5 separate regions of the Homo sapiens genome follow, and all the other regions are linked to region 5. Evidence: chromatin loops called from intact Hi-C (ENCODE). Cell type or tissue: endothelial cell of umbilical vein. All regions are shown on one strand. Region 1 has its middle 56 kb from the start of MDFIC. Region 2 has its middle 180 kb from the start of TFEC. Region 3 has its middle 88 kb from the start of TES. Region 4 has its middle 120 kb from the start of LINC01392. Region 5 has its middle 120 kb from the start of TFEC.

Region 1 (5,000 bases), 1.0 Mb after region 5:
AACTAAACTTGATGTTGTGTATATGTCTTAGAGATTCATTTTTCACAATAGCAAAATAGCAATTAAAAGATCTAAGTCCTACCTTAAATAAATTTATTTATTTATTTTTTATTTTTTTTTTATTTTTTTTTTAGATGGAGTCTCGCTCTGTCACTCAGGCAGGCTGGAGTACAGTGACACAATCTCAGCTCACTGCAACCTCCACCTCCCAGGTTTAATTGATTCGCCTGCCTCAGCCTTCTGAGTAGCTGATATTACAGGTGCATGCCACAATGCCCAGCCAATTTTTGTATTTTTAATAGAGACAGGGTTTTACCATGTTGGTCAGGCTAGTCTCAAACTCCTGACCTCAGGTGAGGCTAAGGTCAGGAGGCTGACCACCCACCTCAGCCTACCAAAGTGCTGGGATCCCAGGCATGAGCCACCACACCCAGCCAAATTTGTTTATTTCTGATGAATTCAGATTTCCCCAAAATCTTTTGTAATAAGGAAATGCTTCCTTAAGGAATGTTTAGCTTTCTGCTCAACCACATAGGGATTTGTACAACCCTATGTCAGTCTAGCAGCTTTGTACAACCATATGGGGTAAGCATCTCCAATTATTAGTCTGTTGGCTACAATATCAATTAATTAATATAGATAATCAATATACATATTAACAGCTGCTAGTCCTAAATACTGAGGATTTAAGGCTAAAAGTCACAGGGTGTAGCTATCTGAATTATGTATGATGTCTTTTTTTTTTTCCAAAATCACAGGTATCTTGACTTCATACAAGACCTACTACTCTATGCGAGCAGACCTGCCAATATGTATTCTTTAACATTTCACTGGAAGTCTAATAATGACTTGGGTTTGGAAATCACTGATTTATAACCTAGCCTTTCATAGTAAACCTTCGAGCTCCCATCTATTTTGCAAAAAAATCAATGAAGAAAACAAAGCTAGAGAAACCACTGACTAACCCAAGGAAAAGGAAGGAAACAAAGGATAGATGACAAAAGAGAAGAAGGAGGGCACCATGAAAATGCAGCAGAGCTGCCCAGTGCGTGTGTGTAATGCATGTGTGTGTGCATGACTGTGAGTGTGCATGCGTGTGTGTGTGTGTGTGTGTAATGAGACCGATGACATTGTATGGAGGGGGAGCAGGAAAAGAGGCATGCTTTGAATCGATCATAGGCTGAGGAGAAACAGAGCTCTCTTTTATGCGAAAGTAATGACAAATTCCTGGCCTTTAGCTAAAGATACTGAGAGAAGTGGAAGTATAGGGAAACTGCAGGAAGAATAAAATAATGATCAACTTGGGAGTTGAATAGTTTAAGACAAGAAACTTCAAACTTAAATGGCCATAGGAGTTAGTTAGTTTGGAGTCCCCAGCGTCTGTGAGTTCCATCTTTATGTTCATGTGCACCCATTGTGTAGCTCCCACCTGTAAGTGAGAATATACAGTATTTTATTTTCTGTTTCTGAGTTAGGTCACTTAAAATAATGGCCTCTAGGCCCGGCGTGGTGGCTCACGCCTGTAATCCCAGCACTTTCGGAGGCCAAGATGGGCAGATCACCTGAGATCAGGAGTTTGAGACCAGCCTGGCCAACATGAAGAAACCCCATCTCTACTAAAAGCCACAAAAATTAGCCAGGCATGGTGGCAGGCACCTGTAATCCTGGCTACTAGGATTGCTTGAACCCAGGAGGCGGAGGTTGCAGTGAGCTGAGATCACGCCAATCACTCCAGCCTGGGCAACAGAGCCAGACTACATCTCAAAAAAAGAAAAATGGCCTCCAGCTCTATCCATGTTGCTGCAAAGGACATGATTTCATTCTTTTAATGGCTGCATAGTATTCCACAGTGGATATACACCAAATTTTCTTTATCTGGTTTAACTGCTGATGGACACTTAGGTTGGTTCCATGACTTTGCTATTGTGAGTAGGGCTGCGATGAACGTATACATGCAGGTGTCTTTTTTATATAATGATACCTTTTCCTTTGTATAGATACCCAGTAGTGGGATTGCTGGTTCTATGTTAGCCGTTTGAAAACTTTCCATACTGTTTTCCATAGAGGTTGAACTAATTTACCTTCCCACCAGCAGTGTGTAAGTGTTCCCCTTTCTCCACATTCACGCCAACATCTGTTGCTTTTTAACTTTCTAATAATAGCCATTCTGACTGGTGTAAGATGATCTCATCTTTAATTTGCATTTCCCTGATTATTAGTGATGTTGAGCATTTTTTCATTTGTTAGTTGGCCACTTGAATACAACACTTTTAAAGGCGATGTCTTGTTGGGTCCCAGCTTTTACATTTTGGGGGTTCTTTATAGATTTGTAACTCTTTGGTAATATGCTTAACCACACCTCAGATTAAAGGGTAACTTTCTAGATTTGATCCAGATAAATTCTCATGTCACTATTAGGATTTTGTGGGAAATAGGTGCCTATTGTCCAAACATGAAAGTTATGGTTCTGAGAATACAACTTCAACTTAGAGAGACACATAAATCTCAACACTGATGTTGGAATTTGGGGGAAGAAAACCAGATTTATGTAATGTTATGTATAATTTTCAAAATTCAGTTGTAAAGTTGTAAAATCAAAACTAATTTTAACCTCAACCTCTATGGACATCTAGTTTGGATAGAGAGATGTCAGTGTTGGAGCTACTCAAATTGGTTTAGGGATGCTGCCCCATACAGCCACAGAAATGGAAGCCCTGGGACATGGCTGCCCTCTTGTGGCTTGCAATTAAGCAAGCTTTGGAACCACTCACAGTGGCTTCGCTCTGCCAGAAACCAAAGAATTTTAGGCAATATTGTGCCTGGAATAGGAGCAGAGACTTAAATTTCTGGGTAGTTCATGGAATCCACATGTTGAAATCATGTTAGGCCCTGAATGTTGAGAAAGCATGGGCTTAAGTGAAAGTCTATTAGAAGGATTTCCAACCTAAAGTGATTGTGACTTGATTTCCTTGGAAGACTTCATTTAGAACCAAGTGTATAGCAAAGTGGATAGAAATGGGCATTTATAGCTGCAAATCAATAAAGAGGTAAAAGTACTCCATGTCTGTGTTCACTATAAGCCTTTCATTGGCAGGCTTAGAACACAGCTTAAAGAACAAGTCTTGTTCTATATAAAAGTTGAAGAAACAAATTGTAGTCAAGATTTATTAAGCAATGCTGGACATTTTTGTAACCTAAAGAAATCTCTCCAATTCTTTCTGTGCCTACCTTAGTCATACACCAAAACCAAGTTTGAATGATGGAGCTCAGGGCCAAGACACTGGGAAGCATTGGGCAGGTTGGAGGGGTGTTCCAGTCTAGCAGTTTTGTACAAGCTGATTCTCCAATCTTCAAATAGAATTCCCCTAACCTTAGAGCCATCCCAGCTTTAGATTGAAGACTGAATGCCCTAATTTACTTTTATTTTGCGTGAATGAATTATAATGAAATTCTCTGTATGTAACTATCTAGTTGCTTCTAGCATTCTGTAGACACCAACCATAAATAAAATTAATTCATTAATGATGTAAACTGGGTTTAGAAAAAAATGAGTTGTAATTGTTATTTAAGGGATAAATAAGTGAGAGGCTTATTTATCCTCTCACTAAGCGAGAGGCATCAGAGAAGCTGTGAAGGCATAAAAATGTTGGAGGAAAAAAGAAGGAATTTAGGAAACATTGCAGTTAGTTACGAATTAGAGTGCATTTTATTTTCTTGAACAGATACAATGAAGATCTGAATTCTCTCCTAGTGCTTCGGTCAAATGTAAGACACAATTTTAGAGTGTGTATCTAGGTTGTAGAAGATTTACTGAGTTCCAACTGCTTTGGGCAAGCACTGGATTGGGAAAGTACTTCACATATATTACTCCATATCACTTTCAAAACAACTTTACTAAGATGAGAGGGGTAACATCCTCAGTCTCTCTCCTCTATTAAGTGGCATAATCAAAATTTGAAGCTGGGTGTGATGGACTCTGTGGCATATGTTATTTCTACTACATGGGCAAATCATGAGTCATTCTCTGCTACGTATGTTTTTTATTATGTTTAACTAGGAGCAGACTTTCAGAAGCAGCTGACAGTAGCTATTAATTATTGTCAGAAGTAGCAGCTTAGTAAAAATTATTTCCATCTATATTTGGTAAACATTATTATTCAGGTAAACAATACTAAAAACCTAATTCAACAGGCCAATTCATTCAGCTACTTTGGCTGCATTTTGTATCTCACTCATCTTGATCAGCTACCATGATAAAGCATTTTTCAGAAAACTAAACATTTCATAGGACATATATAAACTTATTTCTGGCCAACTCACTTCCATTACTAATATACGCCATTAACATTTTTTCAAGACTAAATGCCTTTTTCATGTTATTTAATAAAGCAATGACACATGTTGTAACAAGTATTTTTTTTCAAGGGCTGGAGTAGATTTAAAGTTCCCTTTAAGGAAAAATTTGATCCTTCCGAAAGGTACCCTCTTTGCCCTCTTCCATCTAGAAGTGGGCTGGCCTTTTAAAGGAAAGTACATTTTAAGTTCTTCACCTTTTACAACAGAGTAATAATTCTGCATCACCCTTATCTGATTGGTAAAGCTTATGGATCTCTTTTAATTTAATAAGACAAAGAAATCACCCATGAATTGATTTCAATTGCCAAAGCTTATGTGAAATTAACTATCCATTCATCTCTCTAGATTGTCTAAGATTTATCTCTCTAATGAGATGCATCACCGGAAATCAACATGGCTGCACACTATTCTTGCATTTCCCTGAGGCAGTGTTGGTTGAGCATAGGGTATGTATAGACCTGAGGTCATATTCCAGCCTCTCCAAATGTTAAATGTGTAACCTTGAAAAAATTAATCTCCTCGAGCCCAGTTTCCTCACCAGTAAGGGAATTTTAGAAATTCAGGCTGGTTCAGCAAACAAATTTAGAGTACCTGTTAGGAATCATATTTTGTGCTGCAGTTAGCTGTACAAAGTTTTATTCATT
Region 2 (5,000 bases), 56 kb after region 5:
TACTAGTTCCCTCCTGCCCTTTTTTTTTTTTTTTTTTGAGATGGAGTCTCACTCTGTTGTCCAGGCTGGAGTGCAGTGGTACACTCTTGGCTCACTGCAACCTCTGGTTCTCAGGTTCAGACAATTCTCCTGCCTCATTCTCCTAAGCAGCTGGGATTATAGGCATGTGCCACCATGACAGGGGAATTTTTATATTTTTAGTAGAGACGGGTTTCACCATATTGGCCAGGCTGGCCTCGAACTCCTGACCTCAGGTGATCTTCCTGCCTCGGGCTTCCAAAGTGCTGGGATTACAGGCGTGAGCCACTGTGCCTGGCCCCTCCAGCCCTTTTTAAGAGCACTAATCCATTCATGAAAGTGTCCTCATGACCTGATCATCTCCCCAAATCCACACCTCTTAGTAGTATAGCATTGAAGATTAAGTTGCAGCATAAATTTTGAAAGGACACAAACATTCAAACCATAGCAGACCCTGTACTTATACTTGCACTTTCTCTATTTGTTGACATTGTACCACTCTCTGGATTTTTCTCTTACATAGTTTTTCTGCACTCTACACAATTGGATCCTTAATGTACATGTATTGCCTCTCAAAGCTGCATTTTTATCAGCATCCTAATAAAAACGGTCATTCCTCTAAGGCAGTGGTTCTCAACTTTTAACCCATGTTAGAATTATCTAAGGCAAGCTTGTCCAATCTGTGGTCTGTGGGCTTCATGCAGCCTAGGATGGCTTTGAATGCAGGCCAACACAAATTCGTAAACTTTCCTAAAACATTATTAGATTTTTTTTGAGAGTTTTTTTCTTTTTAAAGCTCATCAGCTATCGTTAGTGTTGGTGTATTTTCTGTGTGGCTCAAGACAATTCGTCTTCCAACATGGCCCAGTGATATGGTTTGGCTGTGTCCCCACCCAAATATCATCTTGAATTGTAGCTCCCATAATACCCACATAATACCCACATGTCATGGGATGAACCCAGTGGGAGGTAATTGAATCATAGGTATGGGTTTTTCCTATGCTGTTCTCTTGATAGTGAATAAGTGTCATGAGATCTGATAGTTTTATAAAGCACAGTTCCCCTGCACATGATCTCTTGCCTGCCACCATGTAAGACATGGCTTTGCTCCTCCTTCATCCTCCTCCATGATTGTGAGGCCTTCCAGCCATGTAGAACTATAAGTCCATTAAACCTTATTTTCTTTATAAATTACCCAGTCTTGGGTATTCTTCATAGCAGTATGAAAATGGACTAATACACCCAGGGAAGCCAAAACATCGGACACCCCTGGCCTAGGGTATTGTTAAAAGATGCACCTCTCCTAGTCCCCTGCCCCTTGAGATTCTGATGTCCTAGGTCTGAATGGCAGCCCAGGAGTGTTCCCTTTAGCCATCATTCTAAGTGATTATGGTGCAGGTTTCTGATGGCTACATATTGAGAAATACTGTTCCTAAAGAATCTCATCCTAGCTTTCTTTTCATTAAATTAAGAAGTGTACCAGGTGATTTTTTTCCTCTCTCTGATTACACAGTTTACATTATCTGTTATTCCTTTCTAAATTGACCACACTGATTAAACACTTACCACTATATTGATTCACTGGAATTGGTCTATTGATAACATGCATTCTATGATTACACTGTATTCTCAAGAGCTCTCATTTGCAAGCATGAAAAACCCTTTTGAATAAGCCTGAATGCAACAAGAAATTTATTAGAATGGTAGTAGGCTATCTCATGTAACCAAACCAAAGTGAGTGGAGGGCAAATGTCCAGGACAACGAGTCCATCATTCTCTGTATTTGGCCTTATATATTTGTTTTTGGTGCAAACTCACTTTCTGGTGTTTGGAAAGATGGTAATGAGCTTCTCTAGAGTTATATTTCTTATATATCTAGAAAATACTGGGTAGTATTACCTATGGAGGGCTCTGACTGGCCCTGTACATCAGGTGTTCATCTCTGCTTTGGGGTATGAGGCCTATAAGAACATGTCCTCTCCCATTCAAAACACAAGATTGGATTCAAAGATGGGCCAAGTGTTTCCCAGAAGAATAATGGTTCTGTCCTCAGAAAATAAAAATATCCTGAGTCACAATAAATACCCACTGGATTTTCTGACACATCTGTATTATGAGACAGATTCTCATAATTTGTCCTTGCCCTTATGACTTGAATGAGAAAGTACTGATTAATTCAGTCAAGAACTTATTAACAAGTGACTAACATCTAGAAATATGACCCAAGAAACACTCTGACTAAAACATAAGATAATGTCTCCCTCTGTTGCCCAGACTGGAGTGCAGTGGCATGATCTCAGCTCACTGCAACCTTCACCTCCCGGGCTCAAGCAATCGTCCCACTTCAGCCTCTGAAGTAGCTAGAACTACAGGTATGAGCCACCATGCTTGGCTAATTATATTTTTTACAGAGACAGATTTTTCACCAGGCTGTCCAGGCTGGTCTCAACCTCATAAGCTCAAGCATCCACCTGCTTCGAACTCCCAAAGGGCTGGGATTACCACACCTAGCCCATGTTTTCCTACTTCATCCTTCCCTCTTCTGCACTCGATATCTAACACACTTCTATGTATGTACACTCATGTGCACACATATACACATACAGGCACACTAATAAATATACAGGCACACTAATAAATTCAATGATAAATGCCAAAATGTTACAATAAAACGTTTCAGCATTCTAACTCTTTACCTCTTTTCCGGCTACCATATTTAATTTATATTTTCACTTAAAGGTATTGATTAATTCAATTAAGAACTTAACTCCGAACTTTGACAAAGAATGGCTTTCATTTTCTCTTTCAAAAATATCTTGAGAGTGGTGATGTTTTATTGTTTAGGTTTTTCTTCACAGAGATAACTAAAAACAAATTATTTCTGCCAGTGTACAGATAAAACTGTAATTCTGCTTGATTATGCCATAATTAATTTTGCAAACATTCCTTAAATCCAAAGATACAGTTCATCTGTTCAACAGTAACTGTTTGTATCTTATTTAAACATTTTAACTTACCTCCCAGTCACTTGGAAGCTCCAATGGTATAATATAACGCACTAGTTAAATTTACTTGCCAAGTTTACATTTTAATACTACTACATAAAATAATTTAGAGCTATAAACTACAGAATTTCCTAGATAAACAACAGTTTATAAATAACTCCAGAGAATGGTGTACTTGAATTAATAAAACAGGCATTCTACTACTACTAGGGATGTAATAATAATTGAGACTTTGTCTTTGCCTTTGTATTTAGTAACAGAAGCTCTCCCATAGATTTCATTTTGTACCTTTACAGCTAGAATTAAATCTCATGACCATTTCCAAATTCCAGAGGGTGTGAAAAGCCAAGCGTTTCTCTTAATAGCATCAAGAGCAAAGGAAGGCAGGGAGAAGGGAGTTGAAATGGACATTTAGTGAGCTGTCTCATCCTATCAGCTACATGGAATTTACCTGGAAGACAGATTTTTAATCTGCAGACATGGGCTTTCTAATTGGCGTTGTTTCAGTTGCTCTGCTTTCTTCCTTGGGGTTACATAAAATTTCTAGAAATGGTACTGAGTTTGTTCGTTGCATCAGCCATCTTCTCTAGTATCTCTTCAAGTCCTGAACTTCTTTTCTGCATTTTGGCCAAATTTTTCAAGACCGTGCTTCTCATCAACTAATTTTAAATTTTTACATGATTATTTTTTAAATTCTGGTCATGCATTCTTAGTTTCCTATTGTTGTCTTGTTGTCACTATTCTCTTAAGTAATAATCATATTTTTTTCTTTAATAAAGGTTCCAGTTCAAAGCTCTCATCCTAATCCCTCAGTTTTTGGAAAGTTATTTATGCTATGTAGCACTAATGTATTGATGTAGAATGTCCTACTTCCATTTCCTAGTTGTTGTGTGATTAACAGTGGTTTAGGTGAATAGAAAAAACCCCTAGAATGTAGTATATTAAGATATTTTCAGTTTTGAAAAACATCCATAATACTTTGCTAATGGCAAGCTAAACGTAACTTAACTCCAGTTCTTCTCTGGCTTCCTCATCCATTCTTGCTCTGTGGTCTCCTATAACTAGTTATTTCTGAATGAATATTAAATAAGAATGAAGGAAGGGCAGAAAACAGTGATGTTGCCACCTTCATTCGTGAAGAATTAAGTGGATGGACAGTTTGGGGGTTTGTACAGCTCATGATTCAAGGCTTAGACAACAGAGAATTGCAAAACATCTTCCTGCTGTTTAAATTAATGGACTCCATTTCCTAAGGTTAATATACTACAGAGTATAGATGGGTGTTTCTCAACATTTCCAATGGTGATTTGTTATTCAATGTTACTTTTCAATGTTATGAACTTTTGTTGTTTTCTGTTCTTCCTGGGCATTTGGGTATAGGGCTGGAATGGGCTGTATTGGGGAATGCTAGTCAAATGCCATTTTATGCTAGCAATCTCTTCAAAGATGATCAGAAAGAAACTCAGAGGTAAGAGGAAAAGGAGAGCAATAGAGATGTATGTACTGATTCTGCACCTCCTGTGAAATCCTTCTTGAATGATACATATTTTAAGGTGTAATTTATATGTTTGTGAAAATTCAAAGTTAATGAAGAACATAAAATACAAGTCAATGCTTACATGTTTGACTATGTCTTGGTCACAGATTTTTTTAAAAGGGCCTCCACAATCCTACTTAAGATGCTCTGAATCACTAGTCTATTTTAAAATGTCCTCCACATTTTCCTTAACATTTTTATAAGCAATTTTCATTGTCTTTATTAGTTCCTCCTTATTTAAATTTTTCTTCTTCATTCTTTCTTAAAGACATTTTAAAATGAGCTCAATATATCAGCCTTCTTAGTGCAATAATTAATTCTTTGCTTCCTCTCATTTATTAGTTACCCTATTTTTTCTTCTGTTTCTGTCTTCCCCCGATACATCGGTTCTACACTTTTAAATTCTTCTTATAACAGATCGAGTCAGAGTTTTTTTAATT
Region 3 (5,000 bases), 210 kb before region 5:
TTATACTTCTTTCATCAAGTAATTTCATCTTTATTGAGGTACCTGCTGTCCATTTCTTATTATACTCACTGTTGCTGAGGGCCAGTTGAGTAATGGATTTACTTTGTACTCACAAAACATCTTATAACATCTTTCTAATTGTGGGCCTTCAGTATTTGTTGAAGTATGAAAATTCAGGCTGTCTGCATAATATGTGGTATAGTTTCTTAAAAATTAATTACAGAATTATTATCTATTGAATACATGTGGATCTTCTCACCCTAGTAAGATACTTGAGGATATAATGCAGGCCATTTGCATTCTTTGTTTACCTCTACCATAGCTTGCACAGTGCCTTGCATACATAGTGCTCTTTTATGGTAAAACAGCAATATATACAGCATAGAAGTAATTGTCCTTCTATGATGCCTTTGAAAATGTCAGTTTGAAAAATTGGGGGAAAATTTACATAGGAGAAGCATTTTCTTTCCTCTCCTCAAGATAGAGTCAGTTGCTACCCCTTAAAATAGTCTAATTATTTTACTGGAGACCTAGTTATAAAACTACTTGCAGTTGCACTAGAAATAGAATTCTGGTGACACTTAATGAGATTTTTCAAGTTCACATTACTTATTCTGCAGACTTCTTCATTTGAGTAGATTATTTAATATTTTATTTGTTTTATTATTCACATTTTAGGGGTAAAATATTTCCATTCACATTCAAAGTTGGTTGAATTATACGCCAAAGTTTGATTGCATAGAACTTTCTCCCAGTCTTGCTATTTCCAGTGTGCAGTTGCCTAACGTATCTGTAATTCACATCCCTGGAGCAGATTTTATGCTGCTGCCCAAGAAGTAAAACTTTGTCCTACCTTAGAATGCAAGTTAACATTTCATTACCTGTTTAATAACAATTTCTTTTTTCCCCCGTTTTTCCCTCTCTTTGTCTGAGTGAGCTCCTTTCACTGTCTGCACCCAAAGTAACTATATTCCATTAAAAACTTTCGTGGTTATATTATACTATATGTTTTGGAATATGTTTAAATGTATCCTGGCATTTTGGGAGATAACTTTTCAATTTGTCACTGGCATTTTACATAATAAAGGTGGATAAAATTAATCTTTTTCCACTCATGGAATATAGTTCCAGCAATCTTTCCCCACTCTGTACTCTCCTTCTTCTTTCCTTGTCACTTACCCATAGACAACTAAAAGTCCTTTAATTGCAGGAATTCTAATCTATCCATTTCTATATCAGTCATTTATTCTTTGAGCTCTTGTGTTATGTTTAATATCATGCTAAGATTTGTGGCAGATATAGACACATTTAAACCATGGAACTTCCTTTGCAGACATAATACTTATAAAACAATTAGACAATAATTAAATCATAAACTTGGTGTTAATAACCATGAATGTAAGAACTTAGAGAAGAAGGAAGTGAACATGATAGGAGTAGTAGGGGAAAAGTTATGAAAAGGTGGAATTTGAGTTTGATAAAAGTACTCAGAAATAGATAAAAAGGGCAGTTGTGTTTGAGATTTGAGTGTGGTGAAGCATCAATAAAGAAAAGTACCCAGTGGGCAGTCATTATGTTTGCAAAAGTGGAGTGTGGGGATATGCGGGTTAGACCAGGCTTGATATAAGTGACAACAGGATCCACGTAAGCATTCAATTTTTTTTTTGTAGGGAAGTGGCATGACAAAAATGATGTTTAAACCCACTATTTCAGGCAAGACTCAGAAGGGCTTGTGGTGTATCATAAAAGATGAGGAACTCAAAAGATGACAAAGTAGCTAATTGCAAAGATTAAAGGTAACTGCAAATAGAATGCTTTCAAGACAAACTAGAATCATAAACTAAGAGAAACTGACTCAGAATGAAAGAAAAAGGAGAGGTTGGATCCAAGGGACAAAAGGAGAGGCTTCAGTGTTTCAATGTTACCTTACGTTCTTGCAACAAACCCCCAATATTTTTGAATTTCAATGCATCTTGTTCAAGTGCAGTTATCTTGCTGGGGCCACTAGGTGGTGATCTTTGTTAGTTGGTAACTTGTAGTTTTTTAAAAAAATGTGAGTTCAGCAATTGCTTGTTTTTGTTTCACACAATCCCTGATATATAACATTCATAACTATGGATATATGTTCATTAATGTTTTCCTTTCTCTGTTTTTTTCTTTTTGATTTGTACTCTCAAGTAAGATGGGGGGATTGGTTAAAAAAATGTAGATCTCAGTTCTCACGCTTGTTTGGCTACTTGGCATTTCCCAACCCTGGGCACTGCTCTAAGGGAGAATGAAGCGGGAAAGGGCATCTATTACATAGCTGACATTTATTGTAGTCATCCACTAGAATTTCCACACTAACACCAGTGTTGGCCACAATGAGGAAAGTGGGGGGAAGGGGCATAGGCAGCTGGGCTAAATAATCATTCACTTGCCATCACCTTGTTCCAGTCGTCCTTAACCTTCATTGCTTCTACTTGCCCTAGAACCTCATCTTCTGCTTCTTATATGCTGGAGTTCATATGCTAAGCCAATGGTTACTTCCTCCAAGTTGAAGAAAGCCTGCTACCTGGCAGATAAAAAGGAATATAACTTGCTAAAGGGCCTGGTACATAGCAGACACTGCCAATGCTTGTTGAATGAGTGATTCAGTGATGAATGAATGAACAAGCATCACTAATGCAGTAGAGGGAAGAGATGTCTTGGTCCCAGAATGCTGAATGCATGTTTCCATGGAAATCTTTTAAAACGTGTAGTGTGCTGTTCAGTGTTACGGGAGCAGGTGTGTATGGCTTACCTGATTTCTTAGACCCCACTTACATAGAAACCTAACCACCATGGCTAACATTGCTCCATAGGAAAATGCTTTTTGAGTTCCAAACATTGAACTTATTAATGAACTTTTGCTAACCTGTGACTTTATAACAAGTTCTTATTAAATGAAATAATAGCACAGTTCATAAAAGTCACTTCTGAAGTGCTTAATCACAGTAACATGTAATTAACAGTAAAGGCTTAAAGTGCAAACAGGGGTCTTATCTATCCAAACACTTTTTTAATGCCAAGTTTCCTGATGATCTTTAATAAACCCTTGCAATTGTAACAACAATTACAATTTCAGTGGCTTCAGTAAGTCTGAAGACTCCTCCATAATTTATTTCCAACATTTCCCTGTAGAGAAGAAATTCTGGGCACCTAGCTACAGCTATACATTTGTTACCTGTTCGGAAAATTAGGTTGTCAATTCACTCTTTAGTAGAAGAAAGGAAGGTTATTTCCTTTCCTCCCAATAGCTACATTTTAATGAATTTTTTATTTTACTGATTTATTCTTGAGTGCTTTTTCCTTTCCATTTGACCTTTTGGACCAATCAGGGCTTTTAGCCAAGGATCAAAGGAATTTGAGTCCTGGCTTAGGCAAATCCCAGACTCATTTCTTTTACCTTATTTCCCTGTCTTATCTCTATCTGAAAAAGATAATCGTCACATAATATTAATCATTTGGCACCCTGACCTCTGAAATAGTGAGTCTGTAAAACAAAATTTCTGGATAGCAAGTCAATATATTTTAATGCCACTATGTCTTAAAATAGTAATTTGCTTCTATATATTTATTTTTTGTTGAAGTGAAATTCACATAACCTAAAACTCACCATCTTAACTATTTTAAAGTGTACAATTTAAGGACTTCCAGTACATTCACAATGATGTCAACCATCATCACTATCTAATTGCAGAATATTTTCGTCACCCCAGAGAGAAACTCCGTGTCCATTAGCAGGTACTCCCCATTTCTCCCTCCTTCCAGCTTCTGACAACCACTAATTGGCTTTTTGTTTCTATGAATTTGCCTATTCTGGACATTTCATGTATGTGGCTTTTGCAATATGTGGCAAAATGCAGCTTTCTGTATCTGGCTTCTTTTACTTAATGTAATATATTCAAGGTTCATTTATGTTGTAACATTAATGGTATTTTATTCCTTTTTATGGATGAATAATATTCCATTGAGGGTATATACCTCATTTTGCAGATTTATTCATTCATTGATAAACATTTGGGGCTGTTTTTACTTTTTTGGCTCTTATGAATGATCCTGCTATGAACATTTGTGTATAAGATTAGTTTGACCATTTGTTTTCAATTCTCTTGGGTGTATACTTAGAAGAGCAATTGCTGAGTCACATGGCAATACTCTAACTTTTTGAGCAACCTACTTTTATTTTTACATATAATAATACTGGTTATCCTTCTGAAAGTTATTAGGTAGGGTTTTTTATAGAACCAGTAAATATTACAGGCACATGATGCATTGGACTGGAACACAATTTATTAGCTCTTATAGCTTTAATCAATAGTTGAGGCCCCAAAGACAGAGTTATTTAGATAGTGAAGATATAAAATGGCATTTCTTCAATCAAAATTACTGAACTATACCTCTCCCTATTCTGTGCTTTCATTCAACAAATATTCTTTGGGTCCCAGCAGTACATTAAGCACTATTTAGGAACTGTGAACACAGGCAAAAGACAAAACAAATTCTATGCTAATGAAACTATGTTTAAGAAAGCAAATAAATAATTTTAGATATGCATAAGTCCTATGGAGAAAATGATGCAGGGAGCTGGCATGCAGTCTCTATCACAGACTGTAAGGACAGTGCTTCTCAAATTTTAGTGTGCATGAGAGTCATCTGGGGATGTTATTAAAATGCAGATTCAAATTCAGTAAGTCTTGGGTGGCGCATGAAATTCTGTCTTTCCAACAAATTCCCAGGTGATGCCATGCTGCTATGAATGGGCAGAAAAAGCCTGACTGAACTAGTGACTTTTCAGTGAAGATGTGAATGTGGAGTGTGCATCAAGAGCCATCCAAGTCAAAATCTAGGAAAAGAAAATTCCATGGAGAGAAAGGAGCTTTTGCAAAGGTTCCATGGAGGGAGAAGTCTTGGTTATCCGAGAAAAAGTTATATGGAATAGCAGCCCATCTTCTTCCCTGAAACACAGGGGTTCTACA
Region 4 (5,000 bases), 550 kb after region 5:
AGCTTTTCATAAACATGTCAATATGAAATATAAGCCTTACATTTTAAAAACAGTTGAAAAAATACAGCAGTGGACTTGGAGCCAGGAGCTCTGTCTTTGAATGTCCAGTCTTCATTTACAAGGTACATGACCTAAGTCTGACGTTGGGTCACCCTTCAAAGCCTCAATTACTTCATCTATAAAGAAGGGAATTGAACTAAATGATTTCTAAGTTTCTTTCCAAATCTAAGTATTAAATTCTTTTTACAAATAAACAATCTTTAAGAAAGTTTAAAATGGGGTGGCGGGAGTTTTTGAAGTATAACATCAAGATAATTAACCCATTTATTTTCTGTATTTTATGTTTTAAACTATACACTTATCTATAGGAAAATTGGGTTAAACAAACTACACATAGAACATCTAATTTTTATATCTATGAATTTCACAATGCTACATAAATTATTGTTCACATTCCTTCTAAATCTTACTTAGGAAAGAAGAGAAAAGCCTTCTTTGTGCATAGCCTGTTAGATACTTGGCAGGTAAAAGATAATGGGAAGCCCCCTGACCCAATCACAACCGTACTCCTGTATTTCCAAAGCTGATTTAATTGAATAACTTTTAGGATTTAGATGTAGTTCTATGATGATCTTTAATGTAAAGTATTTCTTTTGAATGATCTTTATCTTCTATTTAAATGAACTTGACGTGATAGCTCTTGTAGCCTGCCAAGGATCCAGGACTTACACCAGACATCCTGATCTTGTTCACACTTATGATCCAAGGATGACATTAATTAGGAGATTTTGGCTCTCTTCAGAGTGGTATTCTAGGCACCAGGTCAACTGTCTTCCCCCAACCCACTCACCTCTAGCATAATAACAATTTGAATTATGTTTCTCATAAAAGGAGGCTGGCTGGTTCACTAATTGTTCTTTGGTAATTATGCTGCAAATGGAAACCCCCAACATAGAAACATATATTCAGCGTTTGAACTGAGAGTTTGTATAGACTTTTCCACACCCTATTCTAAAGTTTCACTCTCACTTTAATTACTAACTTCTACTTGCCTTATAACATCCTAAATCCAGTCTCTGATCACTATCACCTCCTTATTGTTTTATAACCCAGTTTCTGCCGTTAATGGCATATATTATATCTGAGAGCTGCACAGAGCAGTGAATGTTCTGGTTACCCTTGGATTTATAGAGATTTACTCAAACTGCCGCCTGGTCTCTTGACCTGTCAACAGTCAGGGGCGGATCAACAGAACTCTTCTCTTCACTGTGGGTTAGACAAAAGCCACTGACGAAATTCACTTCCAACCACATAAAGTTCAAAGGCACTGGCCTGAGTGGTCCAAGTGTTTATTCAGGAACATGTGGATCTGATGAGTGTGAGGAGATTGGTGCAGTATGGCTCAGATGCAAGTCATTGAGTATAATTGATTTTTAATGGGCTGGCTACCTGCCACCAGATGTTCATCAATTAGGTACGCTTTAAAAATCAACACAGCTGCTTATTTCATGCTGACTATCCAGTCGCTGAGGTATTGTTACATAGAATAAGTCATATCCGTGCTGGGTGATCTTACTTTTTTTGCTCTTGACCAGTCATGATCTAGGCCTACAATTATTAATAGCATCTCCTTTCTCTCTCTCAAAATGTCCTGGTTTGAATAATAAATCACATGGGCATTTACCTATTTGTCACACTCTTTCATGCACTGTACAAAGTAAATTAGACATAGGTCTTGCCCTCTAGCATCAAATAATTCATGTTAACATCATACAAAAAACAGGTCTTACCTCTGAAAATCATTAAATTTCAGCACTAACAGGAACTTTGAGATTGCATTTAGTCTAATGCTTCTTAAGAACTGGTTTGTGAATTGGTGAATTAATCTTTACCAACTTGCTTCTGCTTCTCCTGAACATATTTGCAAACATCATCTCAATGTCCTCCTTTGATTCTTCCTTGCTGTTTCTCTCAACTCTTCTAGACTCTCTCTGGGGCTACCTTATTTCCTCATGTGACTAGTAAAGCTCATGTCCAGGGAAGATCTTTCTCTCCTTTGAATCAATGTCTCCTCTACAACAATCTGATTAAATGACCTTATTGTTCATTATATTGGAATGTACAATCACTTTTAGGTAAAAGCAAATATCCATCCTAAAATATTTTGTAAGATAATTTAATTTTGTATCTATAAGGAAGAAGACAGTGTTTTTATAAATGGATTTTCTACCATCTTAGTTATGTTATTTTGTTTATGTTATTTTGTATGAGAATATTAAAACTTTTTTTAAAAACTTTTAACCCTCTTCATGCTACACTGTGCTATTTTAGATAAGTGTCGACTGGATAATTTTGACTAGGTCTAGCCCAGTCCCTACTTAGGAGACCACGTTTCCCTTCTGAATCTCCATTGATCTCCAGGAAGTATTTGCCCTCTAGTGGCTGCAGGCTCTAATATTTAGCACATATATATATTTTTTACTCTTTTTAAATTTAATTTTGATATTTATCAAAATAATAGTTATAGAGGATTTAAAAAATCATATTCTCCTAATATCTGTAATGAAATACAGAAGTGCCATTTCCCATGGCAATCACTTTCAATCTTTTAGTTATTCCTTTTGCAGTTACCTTCATATTCCTAAATAATGTATTTAACTTGCTATTTTTAAAATTTTTTCTATTTTAGAATTTTTCTTCTTTTAGAAGGGGAATTTTTTTTTTGCAACAATCCTCTCACAGACATATTGTCTTTGTTCTCACAATTTTTGGTTAATTTGGTTCTCAAAATTTTTGGTTAATTAAATACCACAATTTTTGGTTAATTAAACAATCAGGGTCAATACTAGGTTATGACTTGGTAAATTTTGTTAAAGTTTGGCTGGGTAGTAAATTATGATCATATTTTCTTTTCTAGGCAATCTTTTCTTATCTCAAAAACTAGCGATTATCTTGTTGTCTCTTCAGTTTTAATTTTGTTTGTTTAGTTTTCTGTGTATCTATCATAAATTTGGCAACCCTAACTTTCTCCCAAACCTATAAATCTCTCAATTCATTCTTGGGTAATCTGTAAGTTCCTTTTTATGTTGCTTGAAATAGCCTCACGAAGAGTTGGTCCTCCTATTCCAATCTGTACCCTCAGGAAGAAGGCTTTGCTGTTGTTGCTATGGTTGTGTTTTCTCCTCTCATCCAGTGTCACTGTTGATAAATCTAACGCCATTTTGATACCTGTCCTTTTGAATGTGAACTGCTTATTTCACTCATTTAGCTTTGTTTTCTTCCACACTGGATACTCTTAGCTGTCTCTCTTTAAACCTAGCATTCTGAGATTTCATAATGATGCCCCCTGCTATAGGTCTTATTGCATTCATTGTGTTCAAAGTTATTGGATACTTTTGATTTGAAATTTACATTCTTTGTGTCCAGAATTTGTCTTTAAAATGATTTAACAGATACTATCTTTCCCCCTTTTTTCTCATTCCCTCTTTCTGAAACTTTAATTAGGCAGATGTTAAGAAAATTTGGAGACTGAATCTCTAATTTTTAAAATATTTTTTCTTGTTACATCATCCTTTTAATATTTCATTTTAATATTATCTGTTACTGTTTTACTTATAGGGACATTCCAATTTTTATCTTAAGAAATGCATATTTGTATTTTTAATGTCAAATATTTATTACATCATGATGTCGGAGTTATAGGTAATATTTATTGATTTGTCCTTCACTATATTTTTCTCAAATATTACACAATGTAATTTAAAAGTAGGTATGCAATCCATGTTTGTATATGTGTGTATGGGCCTGTGGGTATGCATGCATGCATGCATAAATTCAGGGTCATATTAAACTATTGATTTCTAATTTTGTACTAGTATCCTATAAGGTAACTGTATAACTCTTTCAGTGTTTTCATATTCAGAGTTGATAAATAACTCTGTCCATTATTTTTGCTTTATAAATACCTGTGCAATAAATATGTACAATATGTTATTAATCATTTCCTTAGATGCATTTCTAGACTGAAATTAATGGATAAACTGTTATGCATGTTTTTACGATTTTGATACAATTCCAAATTGATATACAGAGCAGTTACACAATACTTTTTAGCTTTTTATGATCAACAATTAGTTTATACATATTTCCAGCCTTTTACATTTCTTCTTTCATAAGTTATCTAGCAACATTACTTTTCCATTTTTCTTTTTGTGGCGGGGACTCTTTTTTAAAAGATATTTAATAGTCACATCTATACCCATTCTCTGAAATGCATGTTGCAAATGCACTTTATTCTAACATGAAATATTTTGGTTCTTAGTTTTGATGTTTTGATTCAAGTGTTTCTGATTTTTTTCACATGAAATAAAATATGTTGATGGATTTTGTGTTTTTTATTATATTTATATTTACACTTTTTTTAAACTTGACCTCTAGGACACCATTCTTTAATTCTTCTACACCACACATTACACATCCTCACTCTCTACTGATTTCATTTTAAATTTCATGTAAATTTATGACAGTAAATATTCTATAGGCTGAAGACACCCGTATTTTTATCTTTAGCTCCAACTCTTTTCTGAATTTCAGTCTCATATATCCAGGAGTGCCCTGGTTTAACAACCAACTTTTAGAAAAAAAGAACACATGTATAAATATACATAAGTTTATTATAAATTTTACTGATATAAAATGTGTGTAGCACATAAGTTACAAACAATAATGAAATAGACAATAATGAAATAGACAATATTATAATTTCTAATTTTATATAACCAGTTTATTCTCATAAAATATTTCTCTTTATTTTTGCTAAACTTTTGTATCCATGGTAAAATTATGACTGCAACTGATAAACGAGTGTAGCTGCAACATGAATATTTGTTGGTATTTTTATTTATATTAGCAAGTAAGACAGAGTGCAACAACAAAAACTTATGTCAGAATTTTTTTTTTTTTTTTTTTTTTTTTTTTAGATGGAGTCTCGCTCTGTTGCC
Region 5 (5,000 bases):
TCTTCCCCAGTGATTTGCTCTCAAAAGAGAAACATGAAAGTCAACAGTAAGCATATAAATATTAATAATTAAGACAGATGTCTGCAACTCACCTAAAATAAGAATGAAATTCTACTTGCAGAGTTCTTTTCTTTCACACACATGTGTGTGTGTCTGTGTGTGTGTGTGAATGAAGCCCTCAAATATGGCACAATGTGGAGAGTGGGGAGCCATTTGCATTTCAGTCCCTTGGCCAAACCAAACTGTGACTTTTCTTCCCCCACTGAGAATTCTGGAAAACTCTGAAGACTTTGTTTTTACCTTTAATCTCACATCCCTAGGTGTTTATGAAAATTAACTTTTTGTGGAGCAAGAAGGGTGAGGATGGGAAAGAGTGCAAGGAAACCATTCAGGCGGGGCATATGCTGACAGAGTCAGTGTTCTACGGGGTTAGGGGAGATAGTTATAAACGGAAATGTGCAGTTTCACTTAAAGAACACATGGAGACCTAGGAATGTGACTCAATTTCTTTTAAAGAAGAAATAATCAGAAAGGAGGGTGGATAAATATGTTTCCTTATGCTTCGCTTTCATGGGAAAAATTCTTTTAGCCATTTTATTTATTTTTAAATATAAACAAAATAATCTTTTCCAAAGCCTCCAAAATTTAAAGCTGTTTTACTTTTTCTGAATAAAGCTCCATTCTAAATGGGAAACAAAGTTTGTGTGACACCCTCTAACTCCTTTCTCCACCTTCCCACCACCCTATTACCAATTCTTATTTAAGTGGCTGCCAGCCACAGGCCCAAATTTGAAGAGATTCATGAACTACACTATTTCAGAATAATGATGTCCTATTTTATAGGATGCTCAGACTTTGGGAAGAGTGAAAAGATGGAACCTCTTCAGCATTAACTGAGATATATTAGTATTAGGAATATAAGGTCTGTGAATAACCTGCCCTGCAAATAGGCTCCAACATTTCATAATCCTGAGGAGAAATTGAAGAAAGCGTTATCAAATACAATAGGCAGAATTAAAAATGGATAAGAAAACTAGGGACTGAAACTGAAAATAAAAACAGCCTTACAAAATACTCTTTTCCTAAATTTGGATGATACAGCTGAACAATAATAAACACTAAAGCTCTATTGTGGTTAATTTTTAAAGAAGTATATGCAACATTTGTCATTATTATAGAATAGAATTTCAGAAATTGTTATTGTAACTGGTTCCCAAAGCTGTATTTCTTAACAGTTGTGACCATATTTCAGTGCTGAGTTAACCCTGTATGCTTGGCTTACTAACTTCTTTCACTTTCTTCCTTATGCCTGGAGCACTTTTATAAGTCACGTGGCTCTGGGTCACAGTGTCTCTCTGAACTACAGTCGTTTGAATTAGAAGTTATATTACTACCTATTCTAAAAACACAATGAGTAGACTCAGATTTCTCTGGTATTTAGCGCTAGATCTTTAGTCAGAAAACATTTTTTAATTTTCTTATTTACCATTAACGTTGTTTAAGGCAGAAAATTTTTAATAAGCAATTAACATTAGATTATACATCAGAAGATGAATTAAATGCAATTGTATGGAGAACAAGAGAGGACTAATCTTCTAAGGAGTGTTAGGCAAATGAAATACTCCATAATCCAGAAGCAACGGTTTTCTTGAAATAACCTGTACGTGGGTGCCTCTCTATTCTGCGTATCATGGACTTTTTTGCTGTTTTCCTTATAAATAATTCTGAATTAATATTAATGTGTTTTATTATTAAATTTATGATTGGTGGGAAAGTGGAAAGTCCTTTTATTCCTGGCCTCACAACCCCCTCCACAGAAAAGTGCTTTGAGAATTTTATACATAAAAAGTTACTTACAATTTAAGTAACGCTTCCATAAACAAATAAAGGGCTCAAGTGCCTAGAAAATGCAGTGTCTCCAAATTCTGGCTGCCCCCTTTACAAACCTTGTCTTTCTTCTTAAATATCTGTAACTTGTTTTTCAAAATCTGATATCTAAGGAGTTACATCTCTCTCAAGCACTTTGTTGGCTCCACTCTGAAAAGCGTTATTTGCTTGGACAAACAGCATGTTCTAAGCATTAGAGAGGAATTTAAGTTTTCTGCTTTGAGGACACTGCCTTAAATAGCATTTGTGAGTTCCGTTTTTCAGATGAAGCATGAACAATAAAACCTCTTTCCAAGGGACTTACATTTTTTTCCACTAGAGGTCTCTCTCGTAACAGCTTTCCTTTTGTTGGGCTCATTAATTATTTTACTCAAAGGAACAATTCTACCTTTTACATTGGAATGCCGCACTTAACATGTTATGCTAGAGAAAGATATAATACCTCCTTAGCTTGTTCTCCTCCTTGATAAGTAGATATTAGGTTGACTGAATGAATCATCTTGGATATTTTATTACACAATGGCTACACTTTAGTAAAGAAGTTTGAACTTTCACCTACACTTCCAAAAGTCTCAAAATTTGACCAGTTAAAACAATATGCTAAAATAAATGTGCTTTATCAATGAGCATTAAATGGTCAGGCTTTGAACTCTCCCGAGAACATCTAATATCCAGTGTCAACTTAGATCATGTAATTGTAAGCCTGAACCATTTTACATTCATGTCTTTCACTTTTGCAGTAAAACACACACACACACACATTTTTTAAAATTTGTGTAGGATTATTTAGTGTTTTGTTATTTCCTGTTCTAGTCCTTGAACAGAAAATAGACTATTAACTTTGGACAAATCTATAGTATATTATAGAGTTTTCTGTTTTTAATATGTGTTTTCTGAAGAAAATACTAATTAGAAACTGCTTTTTCCAAAAAAAAAAAGAAAAGAAAAAAGGCTTTTGCCATTAACTCTTGTGAAAAGACCAGGAAATTTAAATAATTTTTAAACAGATGGAATCTAAAATGAAAATAATGTAGGATACTCTCAAAACATAATATAAAATTGCATTGAACAAAGTACTGCAGAATAAAAAACACTGACATCAGTCACAAAGCTATTAAAATATTCAGAAAACCCAAAGAGTGTTCAGGTTTGAGGATGGAAGTAAAAAGACAGAGCTGTGTTCTTGACACAAGAAATTCAATGGGAAGATGTGAAATGTGAAGAAGCAAAGGAACACCTAGCAAATCAATTTTAGTGTTATACTGAAGGTAGAGTATGTCTGCATGAATGGATACAGTGGCTAAGCACAGAGCAATACTGTATAATGAAAAAGGGCACGAGGAAGTGAGGAAATTTGACAAGCTGCAAAATGTACCACAACCTGGCCAGGAGAACACAGACCTGTCAGACAACAGTTTTGAGAATCAGAAACTGTACTATAATGGGAGCAGAAAATAGACAATGCATTATTGACATTATTGAAACTACTCTGCTACCCAAAGAATTTACCTGATACTTCCTCCTCCAAGTGTAATTGATTAAGCAGTTAAGCACATGTTTTTCTTTCAACACCAATTCAGACATATCAGTGTATTTGCTGATTACACATGTAACAACTTCAAGTATTTTAACTGAATGACTGATCAATTAATGAAAAAAAATCAGTGAAATCAAATAATGGGATTGACTAGAATTTTTTTTTCCAGGAGTGACTAAATTGAACAGACATTTTTCCAAAGTTCTAGGTTCTTTGTGTTAGTGACAGGAGCTTCAATAAAAGCACATTCAGGTGAGCTGTTTGGGCAGTTCAAATGGCTAAGATGATAGCATACACATCACAGACTCGTGGAATTTTAGTTCCAAAAGGAGTCTCAGAGACCATTTTTTTTCATTTTACAGTTGAAGAGACTTATTCAAAGAGGTTAAGTGACTACTGTAGGACCCCTAAATGACTGTATTATTCTGGTAGATGAGAAGAAGTCCTAATTGTTTAAAAAGAAACAAACAGCAGCTTAGTAATATTGCATCCAGAGTGTATACATCACGGAGATATGTAGATTCTAAATGTTTTGAAGGTGAAAAACATGCTAATGTTATTTTCTTATGGAAAAATTTATGTTTTACAGAATATTCATTGTCTCATTTTAAGGGAATGTGAAAAGAAGTGCTATCTTTAGGAAAGATGGAGTCTTAGAATAGGCATTCAATGCAAGAAAGTTTTTTATTTTTTTATCTATCAGTGGACACTATGCTCCTTAAAATATGTTTTCTTAATGTTTCTGTTTCTAACTTAGGAACTAATATTTGTGGCTTCCGGTAGTTTTTTTTTTTATTTAATTCAACATCTTCTAATTAATGAGGATGGATTGACCCAATCAATAACACCCAATTAGACTAACGAAATTAGCAAATTTAGAGCAATGAAAAACGGTTCTATGTGATAGTTTTTCTTTTTCTTTTTTTTCTTTCCAAGACAATTTGTTGACATTAATTCATAGTCAAACTTGTGAATTTCAGAGTATAATTTTGAAAAAAGAGATAGTAATATAAATTGTCATTAAAATAAGGAAGTTGACATTTTCTACAAGATAAATTAGAAATGAAGGAACATTTTTCTTTTTTCTTGAAACGAATAGCATATTGCATCTTTACGAGGTCCTTTTTTTACATATCTCCATATACAGGGTAGTTGATGACTACATTTCTGTAGGTTTATCAAGGTGCTTTTATTCAGACAAATTATTGGCATCCTGATGTTGAACATATCATGGGCAAAAACCCATTATAAGCAATTTCCAAACCTTAAAACATAGCATTACATTTCTTGTCTCAGTAACCCTTTAGGTAAACATTATGTGTTTTTTTCTGTTAGTTACTAGGGAATTATAAGAAATGCAATTGATTTGATACAGTTTATTTTAGATTTCATTGTAGTTTTAATAATTAGAATACTTTGAATATGGTTTGGAGTAAGAAAAAAAACCTTCAATTCCCTCCAAAACATTTTTGCATTTCTTTCCTCTTTTTTCATTACTTCTCCCTCTATCTTTTAATCATTTTTTAAATTCCTTTCTCCTTCATTCTCCTGTGACATTTTAGAAAGTTATTTGCTT

Evidence for each region. Hi-C counts contacts between places; a loop is a spot of excess contacts. Peaks named below come from ENCODE experiments on the same cell type or tissue, not always from the same donor. Only the 100,000 strongest peaks of a DNase experiment are listed, where the experiment ranks them.
Region 1: a loop joins it to region 5, with 9 times the contacts of the local background. A loop is called at or near these places in 13 of 110 quality-filtered maps.
Region 2: a loop joins it to region 5, with 4 times the contacts of the local background. A loop is called at or near these places in 3 of 110 quality-filtered maps.
Region 3: a loop joins it to region 5, with 10 times the contacts of the local background. A loop is called at or near these places in 11 of 110 quality-filtered maps.
Region 4: a loop joins it to region 5, with 4 times the contacts of the local background. A loop is called at or near these places in 2 of 110 quality-filtered maps.

Annotation. Positions count from the first base shown.
Region 1 is chr7:114,863,489-114,868,488 of GRCh38, reverse strand. No RefSeq gene overlaps it. Among named protein-coding and RNA genes, the nearest start is that of MDFIC, 56 kb to the left of the region's middle. RefSeq lists a silencer at 2,675-2,814. In endothelial cell of umbilical vein, a CTCF peak has its summit at 2,750 (motif pointing left); a DNase peak (open chromatin) is centred at 2,718.
Region 2 is chr7:115,852,112-115,857,111 of GRCh38, reverse strand. No RefSeq gene overlaps it. Among named protein-coding and RNA genes, the nearest start is that of TFEC, 180 kb to the left of the region's middle. In endothelial cell of umbilical vein, no CTCF peak of the experiment used is centred here; no DNase peak of the experiment used is centred here.
Region 3 is chr7:116,120,190-116,125,189 of GRCh38, reverse strand. It overlaps a transcript of TFEC not described here. Among named protein-coding and RNA genes, the nearest start is that of TES, 88 kb to the left of the region's middle. In endothelial cell of umbilical vein, a CTCF peak has its summit at 2,000 (motif pointing right); a DNase peak (open chromatin) is centred at 2,039.
Region 4 is chr7:115,353,775-115,358,774 of GRCh38, reverse strand. No RefSeq gene overlaps it. Among named protein-coding and RNA genes, the nearest start is that of LINC01392, 120 kb to the right of the region's middle. In endothelial cell of umbilical vein, a CTCF peak has its summit at 2,409 (motif pointing left); no DNase peak of the experiment used is centred here.
Region 5 is chr7:115,907,938-115,912,937 of GRCh38, reverse strand. No RefSeq gene overlaps it. Among named protein-coding and RNA genes, the nearest start is that of TFEC, 120 kb to the left of the region's middle. In endothelial cell of umbilical vein, no CTCF peak of the experiment used is centred here; a DNase peak (open chromatin) is centred at 2,187.